Linked DNA regions of Homo sapiens: region 2 is linked to region 1. Evidence: read pairs that join two places in POLR2A ChIA-PET (ENCODE). Cell type or tissue: OCI-LY7. All regions are shown on one strand. Region 1 overlaps UVRAG (UV radiation resistance associated). Region 2 overlaps UVRAG (UV radiation resistance associated).

The links. ChIA-PET counts read pairs that join two places held together with the same protein. Peaks named below come from ENCODE experiments on the same cell type or tissue, not always from the same donor. Only the 100,000 strongest peaks of a DNase experiment are listed, where the experiment ranks them.
Region 2: POLR2A ChIA-PET joins it to region 1 with 5 read pairs; 2 of 35 experiments call an interaction of 5 or more read pairs at or near these places.

The regions. Positions count from the first base shown.
Region 1 is chr11:75,870,905-75,875,904 of GRCh38, forward strand. The region is part of intron 3 of UVRAG (UV radiation resistance associated); the gene reads left to right. Among named protein-coding and RNA genes, the nearest start is that of UVRAG, 58 kb to the left of the region's middle. RefSeq lists an enhancer at 2,671-3,172. In OCI-LY7, no CTCF peak of the experiment used is centred here; a DNase peak (open chromatin) is centred at 2,707; H3K4me3 peaks cover 1,120 bases; H3K27ac peaks cover 1,582 bases.
Region 2 is chr11:76,114,357-76,119,356 of GRCh38, forward strand. It overlaps UVRAG (UV radiation resistance associated), which reads left to right. Exons shown (of 15, transcript NM_003369.4): 14 at 1,568-1,659. Among named protein-coding and RNA genes, the nearest start is that of WNT11, 90 kb to the right of the region's middle. In OCI-LY7, no CTCF peak of the experiment used is centred here; no DNase peak of the experiment used is centred here.

The DNA of each region.
Region 1 (5,000 bases):
TGTTGCCCAGGCTGGAGTGCAATGGCGCGATCCCGGCTCACTGCAACCTCCGCCTCCAAGGTACAAGCGATTCTCCTGTCTCAGCCTCCCAAGTAGCTCAGATTACAGGCATGTGCCACCATGCCTGGCTATTTTTTTATATTTAGTAGAGATGGGGTTTCATCATAACATGTTAGTCAGGCTGGTCACGAACCCCAGACCTCAGGTGATTCGCCCACCTCGGCCTCCCAAAGTGCTGGGATTACAAGCATGCGCCCCTGCGCCCGGCCTATCTCTTGCTTTTCAGTCACTACCTTTTCCCAGAGAGAACCTCTCTTCTGACTTCTAACACCATAGCTTAGTTCTGCCTGGTTATGAACTTTTACATGGCATATGCCCTTTTTTTTTTTTTTTTTTTTTGAGGCAGAGTCTCGCTCTTGTTGCCCAGGCTGGAGTGCAATGGTGGGATCTTGGCTCACTGCAACCTCTGCCTCCCAGGTTCAAGTGATTATCCCACCTCAGCCTCCCAAGTAGGTGAAGTGTGCACCACCATACCAGGCTAATTTTTTTTTGTATTTTTAGTAGAGACAGGGTTTCACCATGTTGGCCAGATTGGTCTCGAACTCCTGATCTCAAGTGATCCGCCCACCTTGGCCTCCCAAAGTGCTCGGATTACAGGCACGAGCCACCGCGCCCGGACTGCATCTGCTCTTTTGCTCAGCATAATATTTGTGAGATTCGTTCATGTTGTATATAGTAGTTCACTAATTCTAATGAACATATCCTTTGCTGAACATATGTGTGCCTTTCTCTGAGGTAGGTACTTAGAAGTGGAATTAAGTGCTGGGTTGTAGGTTATGTTCAGCTTTAGTAGATATTGCCAAATAATTTTCCCAAGCATTTGTACCAGTTACATCTTACCAGCAGTGTGAGATTTTTAGTTGCTCTATCCTTGCCCAAACTTGGTATTATCTATCTTTCAAGTTTTAGCCATTCTGGTGGGATTATGGTATTATGTTGTGGTTTTAGTTTAGTTTAATATGGTATTATGATATTTATGTTGTGGAGCACTTGTTCTGGAAAATCATACCAGTTAATGCCAATTAGGAATAAACAAATCCCGAACAAGTATTGGAGTCTTTTTAAAAAAATTGATGGGATATATTTGATCTAACTTGATAGTTAACAAGCTCTTTTTCATCTTCTTTTTGACTGTTCAAGGATAAGTGGAGTTGGTGGTCTGTTGAATTCCAGTTTAGTAAAATATTACCATTTGAGTTTTTCATATCCATATTACCTTTTAATGGATTTCCTTCCTCTCCCCTTTCTTAAATAGGGGAAGATTATTCAACCTTTTCTCAACAAGTCAAGGTTATCATGAGGAACATTAATGATTATATTATATTCGAACTTCAGGGGCTGCCTGGGACATAAGGCTCCATTATTCTTACTTTAGACAGTCCCCACAACATGGCCTTCCTCGTATACAAAAGTGATCTAATGCTGCCTTTTTTTTTTTTTTTTAGACGGAGGCTCACTCTGTCGCCCAGGCTAGAGTGCAGTAGTGCGATCTCGGCTCCCTGCAACCTCTGCCTCCCAGGTTCAAGCGATTCTCCTGCCTCAGCCTCCTGAGTAGCTGAGATACAGGCGCGCCCCACCACGCCCGGCTAATTTTTGTATTTTTTAGTAGAGGTGGGGTTTCACCATATTGGCCAGGCTGGTCTCAATCTCCTGACCTTGTGATCTGCCTGCCTCAGCCTCCCAAAGTGCTGGGATTACAGGTGTGAGCCACCACTCCCGGCCTGCTGGCATGATTTTAGAGTCAGTGTCAGATATTGACTTTGTCTTCCTGTTCCAGATATAACCAACCATATGACGTTAGACAAGTGACTTAATAATTCTTAGCATCAGCTTCTCCTGAAAAATTGGGATAGTGCTGTCTGTTTCACAGGACTCTTGAGTTTCATGAAGATTAAGTAAGAATATATAGTCAAATTAGTAGTATAGTACCTGGCACACTGAACCTTTGGTAATGGTGCTGGATATTGTAGAGGATAAATACGCTAGTAGAAATCCCTGCCTTTGAGGAGCTCACGTTCTGGAGGGGAAGACAGGCAAAAAAATCAGTGATGGTGATGTGTCATGCCAGGTGCCGTAAGAAAGTTAACCACTCACAGGTTCCTATGGGAGCATAGAGGAGCGGCAGCCAGCCCCATGGACATCAGTGAACACACAGCTTTCATTGTTCCCCCTTTCTTGTAATAATTATACCAGTAGTAAAAATGAGTAAAATGGTTTTTATTCTCTATTTATAAAGCATGATTCATATTAGGTGAGAAAGCGAATCACTTTTTCCAAATGAATCTTAAGCTATGCTTTCTGGTCTTGGCCTTAAATTTAATATTTTTGACCCCAAAGTGATTAGGTCTTGTTGCAGCAAAGTGCCAGGAATAGTTTTTTTTTTTTAATTCTGCAAATATTTGAATACTTACTTTGTCTCCAGGTTACTGTATTATCTACTTGGGAAAACAATAGCAAAAAAAGCCCCATCCTCGCAGTCGGTGGCAGGCAGAGAAGGCTGACAGTTAAAGAGAATTGGGAAGGCTTCTGAGGAAGAGATGTTTGAACTGAAACCTAGTGGTCAGAGAAACGTTAACCAGGAAAAGAATGGGTGGGGGTAGAGGCAGGGAGGGGGTCCCACCAGAGGCTCTCAGCTTCCTCATTTCAGAACTTGAGGTGGACTAGGCAAATTCAAAGGTCCCTTTTATTGCTTTCATTCCTAGCATATGTAAGCTAGAGGAAGCCCTCATTTTGTCTCTTTCTATGTTGTACGCAGCTTGCTTGTTTGTCCTGTAGTTCATGTTAAATTAAATCCGGTATAGTGCTCAGCATGTAGTAAATGGCTCACAAATGATTGCCATTACTCATGTAAGGTAGAGTTGGTGAAGGGTACTCAGTTCCAGGGGAGCAGGCACATCCTCAGGCTGCAGGCTAGAAGGCTTTTCCCCAGCATTCCTAGCTACAGTTTTCTCAGCGTCCTCGGTGGACAGTTGGGTGAACCAGTGAAGGGCCAGTTCCTTCTTAGCTAATCTGTAATGAATGCTTCATTCTTGTAGTAGTGGTCTAGGCTTTGCTATTATGTTTAGTCGTTTGTTTTGTCTCAGCTCTAGTCAGCTGTAGAGTCTGGTGATGGAGCAGCAAGAGCAAGTGTGAGACCTGTGGAGTCTCCCCAGTTCTTTCTCTCAGAGAATAGGGCATAGGCAGAGGGCAGAGTTCTTTCTTCCTTTTCTGCCTCTGGCTGTGAGATATAAAATAAGGAAATTGTTGACATTCTCTTTAGCCCGCCTTTGTTCTAAATTCTGTCTTTTGTAATTTGGTAGAAAGAGAAAAAAAAAACAACAACACACACACACAAAATGAACATGAGACAAATTCTAGAGAACTAGATTCAAATTCTGATACTGTTTTTACTAAGTGACCTTAGGCAAGAAGACTCAGTTTCTGTGTTTTATTGATTTTTAATTTTTCACAATTTAACATTCCTGCACAATCTAGATGCATCTTAAAACCAGTTCTTTTTGGTTGTATATACAATTATGATGCATTTTATGATTGGTGATGTCTTGGATTTGATGAAATATGGTATTTCGTCTTAACTATTAGAATTAACAAATTGTCTTATTTACTTCATGTGGATTTATTGTTAGGATTAACAAGGCTTATTCAGCAGATTAAATATTTGTATGTGCTAGAATAAGCATTCTCTATGCCCTTTTTATCTATTATTAATACTTTATATAGTGACTGTCACTAGTAAGTATTAAAATAGTAGCTATTGCTGTAATTAGTTTTTTATTACTATTCTGTTCAAGCTTCATAAAAACCCTGTGAGGTGATAGTTTTATAACTGAAGATTCTGAGACACAGGGAATTATGCAGTTCAACAACGTGGCTTCATTATAGCACTTTCCTCTCTACCACTCTGCCTGTCAGCTCTCTTCATTTTTCAGAGGAAAGGCTGAAGCTACGTGATTCTTTAAAGCCATTCCACAAGCCAGTGGTTCTGTTTGGGTGACGGTCTGCTGCTGTTCCCAAGCCCATCCACGTTTCTAGTGATTACTCCTATGTCTGCATAGCTTAGTGGTCACCCAGTGATTCGTGACTTTATGCTTAGATACCTCAAGCCAGTAACTTCTGCCAGTGGATTGTGAATTTTGTCCAGTTTTACTGTTGCTTTTTGGGGGAAAAATTTGCTGAGCTACTCATTTTATCATGTCAGACATCATACCCCTTCTTTAGATTTACTCTTATAGGTACCATTTATTTGCTATTCATTCATTCTTGCAGCAAAAATGTTCTGAGTTCACTTTGCCTAAAGTGCATCCTTTAGGATTTTCTTTAGTGAGCATATGTTAGTGTCACACTCCCAAGTTTTTTTGTCTGAAAATGTATTCATTTTACTCTGATTTGTGAAGAGTATTTTCATTGGGTGGATTTCTTGGTTGTCAGTTACTTGGTTTTATGTGTTCTGATATGGTTTTATTTATCTTGCTTAGGACCTGTTACGTATTTAAACCTGTGAATTAGTTTTTTTTTTTTTTTAATCAGTCTAGGAAATTGCTACTTATCTCTTTAAATAATTCCTTGCCTCCTTCCTTAATCCATTTTCTCTCTCTGGACTGCTTGCTAAATGCGTATCAGATCTTTTTACTCTGTCATCCATGTTTTTAAACCTTTTTTTTTTTTTTCATATTGGTCTTTTTATCTCTGCTGCATTCTGTGTAATTTCTTCTTCCAAGGAAGGTTCTCCTCTCATCTGTCATGGCAACTTTCCCTACAGACATCTGTGTGTAGGGATTTGGTGGATTTAGTTTAGTTTCACTTATGCTGTTTAGGGGTATAGCCCTTTTGTGGTCCTCAGTGTGGAGAGGGACATTTTTTAGTCATGGATGGGACCTGGGCCTGGCTCTTGAATTATGTCCTTGCTTCCTTTAAGAATGCCAAAACTGGCCACGTGCAGT
Region 2 (5,000 bases), 240 kb after region 1:
TTCTGCTTTCTCAAGTATTGTTACCAGTTTTCGTCTCAGACTTTGGGGTAGGTGGTAGAGAGTAGCATGGTTTGTGAAAAGGAGGCCCTGGCTGATAATATCTTTGCCATTGAACCATGCGGCCCTGGATAATTTACTTCCCCTTTCTGGGGTTCAGTTTTCCCATCTGCAAAAGAAAAGGATTGGCTGAAATAATATTCAAGATACCTTTTAGTTTTAACATTGTATGTTTCTACATCCTTACTTTATGTGTGTATTCATTCAAACCATTCAGGAGACCCAGTTATGTTTGGAGGTTTTTCTTAAAAAGCCCAGAATCAGTGAGAGTGAACTCTTTCTCTAAGTATCACTCAAGCAGAGAAAAATCAGTTGAATTCTAGAGTCAAACAAAAGAAAACTGACTGTTTTTAGTAGGTGTTTATTTATGCCCCCTGTTGTCTTACTCTGAAGGCCTGCTTTCTATTCACATGATTTGTGGTTTTATTCTTTAAGAGAGGGATATATTTAAAAGTTTGACTTAGCCACTCTTAAATTTAAGTGCTAAAAGAGTTAAACCTTAAGACCGATGCCCCTTCACATTTGTACACAGACATACATTTTATAAAGTCTATAAACTTTCTTCATGTGTAATATGTCATTTGAAAAACACATTTTTGCAGAGCTGTGTTGTCCACTTACTGTGTGTTTGATGTGTGGATGAGCATGTGTGAGAATATGCACATCCACTTACTTCGGCTCTCCTTTATGGTCAGTTACGGAAGCAAATGGTGATACTCAGAGACACAGTGAAAGGAAGTGAAGAACAGACCGATGAAAACCATTAGCAACTTATCCAGAGTACTCAGAAGGACACTTAATTTTAGAAAATTGGCCTCTACCAGAAATAAATCAAACAAAGGGCAGATCTAGCCCACAAACCAGCAGTTTCCCTGTACCACCTCTCCAGCTATGTGCTCTGGTCTGGACAAAGAGGAACGTTAGAGACTCAAGAGAAATACAGAGCACAGCCTCTGTCAAAAGTGAGTTGCAATGTATTTGTTTAATAAGCATTGAATAAGTACCAGCACTATGCCAGACACTATTGGAGTCAGAGATGAATACAAGATGGTCCTTACCCTTGTTTATACAAAGGGGAGGGCTGAATGGAAGCTGGCAATATCTAAAAAGAAACACTGGTTTTCTGGTATATGTCCCTGGAGTTGGTGTTAGCAAACCCTACCAGGGTCTGGGGGTAGAAAAGAAGGCTAGATACAGGGGTCTTTGAAATATCCTCATTCCACAGTTGGTCACTCTTAGTCTTCTCTAAGTTTAGGGGGCAAGAGAACAGTAAGTAGATGAAGAGGCTACCTTAAATACCATCGTAATTTAAGTGGGTGTGCATACTCATACACGTGCTTATCTATATGTCAAATACCCAGTAAGTGGAAAGTACTGTGAGGCTGATAATAGTATCAAACATTTACATTTCCTCTTTTAGAGTTCAAAAAAATAACTTGTTTAGTGGTTCATTTTTCCGAAGCTTATAATCTGCCAAAATATCTTTAATTCTATTTTTTCACCTTCACAGCTAAGATATCAACATGGACTAGGGACTCCAGACTTGCGGCAAACCCTTCCCAACCTGAAAAACTTCATGGAGCATGGACTAATGGTCAGGTGGTGAGTACCTTTATCTCTGATAACCAGAAACTGTAATGTGGATAGGATCCTGAAAATCTTTTCTGACTTCCACATTGCTCCACACCTGCCTCTGAGTTTTCTTCTGTAATGAGATATGGGAGGAAAATGAAAGGCGCCATCACAGTTGGGGAGATCTAAGCTCCCGTCTGGCTAAGGAGGATGTAGCCCCCTTGGAGGGAGGAGGGGCCAAGGGGATATTGCTTGAACTTTGGGAAGGTGGCTGAGCAAGGAGCCCTTGAGGGCATTGCTGAGACAAACTGGAAGACAGCCAGTATGATTCATGGTAAGGGAGACCCAGAGCCCCTTGGACCTTTCCAAAGAACAGGTGAAGGGCCTGATTATAGAATGAGCATCAGGACCATGGCTGTGAGCATTAAAGGAAGAAAGCAGATAAGGAATAGGTCAGGGGGTCAGGACTTAGTTTGAGACCAGTAGGTACATTCTGAAATGTTTCTTGTGTGTGGTGTCAGTACCTGTTGAACCGTGAGGGCAAGCTGCTGCTGAAAGTGCTCCGTCAGGATAGACATGGACCTTTGAAAAGAGAAGGAGAGAGGGGAAGTCTGATAGAAAGAAGACATTAGATTCATTCACTTGACCTAAATGGAAAGTTGTTGGCTGTATCCATTTAGTAATTCTTGAAGTTTGAATCCTTGGGTAGTGGGCAGTAACTTACAAAATCACGTGCCTGGAAAGCAGGCCTGTAGAGTTAGACAGCTGGGGGCAGCACTGGCTTCTGATTCCAGGTATTTTTCTCATCATCTGCTGTGTGGATTTGAAATTCTACCTCTCTGAAATTTGATTTGCTCTGCTGATGTGCCTTCAGAAAAGTAAAAAAACTGTGGTTGGTCTTTACTTTGATTTTCAAAACGGCAAGTTCCAGATGTCTGGTCTTAGATAGGACTCCTGTTAAGCAAATACACAACTGTTTAAAGAATTCCACTCAAAACATCAAAATAATTATTAAAGCTTGGTGTTGATATGGACCCGGATGCCTTCAGGAATATGAGAGAGGAATTAAGTTTTAAAGTAAAGTAATAAGAATAATAAAAGTGAGCTAGCAGGTATTTATTTAGCTTGTCTCTGTGTAAAGCTCTGTGATAGGTGCTTTAGAGAGATGAGAAAGCTCAAGCCCTGTCCCCAAGAGATTTGTGGTCCAGTTGGAAACAAGGCACAGAATTCATGAAGAGGTTTTCTAACACAATGGTAAATAACCTAAAATAATGAGAAAATTGGCAACCTACAACACTAATTAATCACACTAAATGAATCTTGCTCAGTACAGATAGCAGATTGTCCCTGAACCATTTACTGAAGTGTCTGTCTTTTCTCCACTGATGATAATGGCATCTCTTTTGTAAACCAAGTTCGCTTATCCATAGAGATCCATTTCCAGGATCCCTATTCTGTTCTGTTGCTTTATTTGGCTAGCCATCGATTAGTATGACATTTTTAATTATTGTAAGATGTAATTTCTAAAAGTGTTGTTGAGATTTGAGAATGAAATAAAAATCAAAATGTCCATTTTACTATTGATAAAGCTACTTGGAAAATGGGGCTTTAGATCTGAAATAAAACGGGCTTGCAAAGATGTCACTCAAAATTGAACTTATCCTCATAATCACAATGTAAACTGGAGAGCCATAGGCTTTCCCTACAGAGGCAGGCCCTTAACTACATTGGCAGACAGCGATCAGGTGACTTTTCTTCAGGAGCCCAGATAGGGCTGAGCCAAGAATACCCAGTTGCTATTTTGCCCTCTAGATTCACCAATCAGGAAAGTCCCTCCTCCTCTGAGAGAGTGAGAGGATGGAGAGAGCCAAGAGTGTTAACTCCTAAAGCCATGTTCCTTCATAGGAACAGAAAAGGAAAATACCTCCAATTTTCTTGATATCTGTTAGGGAAAAGCTAACCTCCATATCTGTTAGGGAAATATCTGTTAGGGAAGGCTCTTCTTCAAAACTCTTGGCTTTTCTTGACTTGAGTCTTTGAGTGATTTCACAGTTTTATGACATTGGGTCTTCCTAACTATGAACATGTTACATCGCTTGCTTTTTTAAAACATACCTCCATGAGGTTTATAATTTTCTTCATAAAAGTCTATGCATCTTTTATTAGATATACTTAGTCCTATTAGCTTACAGTTTTGGTTGCTGTTGTAAATTTTTTTATTATAATAGTTAACATTTTCTGGCTGATGTACAGGAATAGCACTGATTTTTAGTATTTTGAGAGTGTGTTCTGGCTAACATTAGTTACAATAGTTTGTTTCGATTCTCTTGGATTTTTTGTGTATACAATCATATTTTTAGTGAATAATGGTATTGTTTCTATTTTTATAACTTCGTTACTTTTTCTTGTCTTACTATGTTTTATTACAGAACAGGAGCAGTGATAGTGGGTATCCTTGTCTTCTGACTTCAAAGAGAATGCTTCTAATTTTTCACCATTAAGTATTATATTTATTGTAGATTGGGGTAGATATCCTGCATTAGCAGAAGGAAGAATTTTTCTGTTCTCAGGTTACTAAGAGTTGTTTTTTAATCATGAATATGTGTATTTTGAATTTTACCATGTTTATTCTGAATCTGTTGAGGTAACACTACATTTTTCTAATGTTAAACCATCTTTGCCCCCTGGTCATGTGTATTATTTTTTCCTACATTATTGGATTCCTTGGCTAATATTTTAGAATGTCTCCATCTGCAAACTGAAATGAGACTGGCCTACAGTTTTTCTTTCACATAAAATCCTTGTCTGATTTTGGTTAGAATTGAGCAAACATGATGAGGTTATAAGAGCTTCATAAAATAAATTGAGGATCTTTACCTTCTTTTCTATTCTCCAGAACAGTTCATATAAGATAGGAGGAAGTATCTCTATCTTAAAGGTATGGTAGAACCTAGAAAAAAACTACTGTTTTTTGTTTGTTGCTGGGGAGAGTGTAGATTTTTAACTACTGATTTAATTTCTGTAATGCTTACAGGTCTGTTTCTGTTTCATTTCTCCAATTCCTAGTTAACTCACTCCAGTCTGATTTTTAGTTCTATGAGTATACTGAAATTCCTTTTATCTAGCTTGGTGCCTACCGAATTCTAAACATAGACCCAAACTCAAAGGTCACTTTTCATCCTTATCCTGTTCAGTGGCACCTGGCCTTGCTGGCCATTCCTGCCTTCCTGAAACACTCTTCCTTGTTATCTTCCACAGGACTGCCCTCTCCTGGCTTTCTGCTTCTAGCTTCTCCATGGCCCCATCTTAGGCCCTCTTCCCTTTTTCTCTCTGTACTCTCTTCTCTTTTTTTCTTTCCTCCTCCGCCTCCT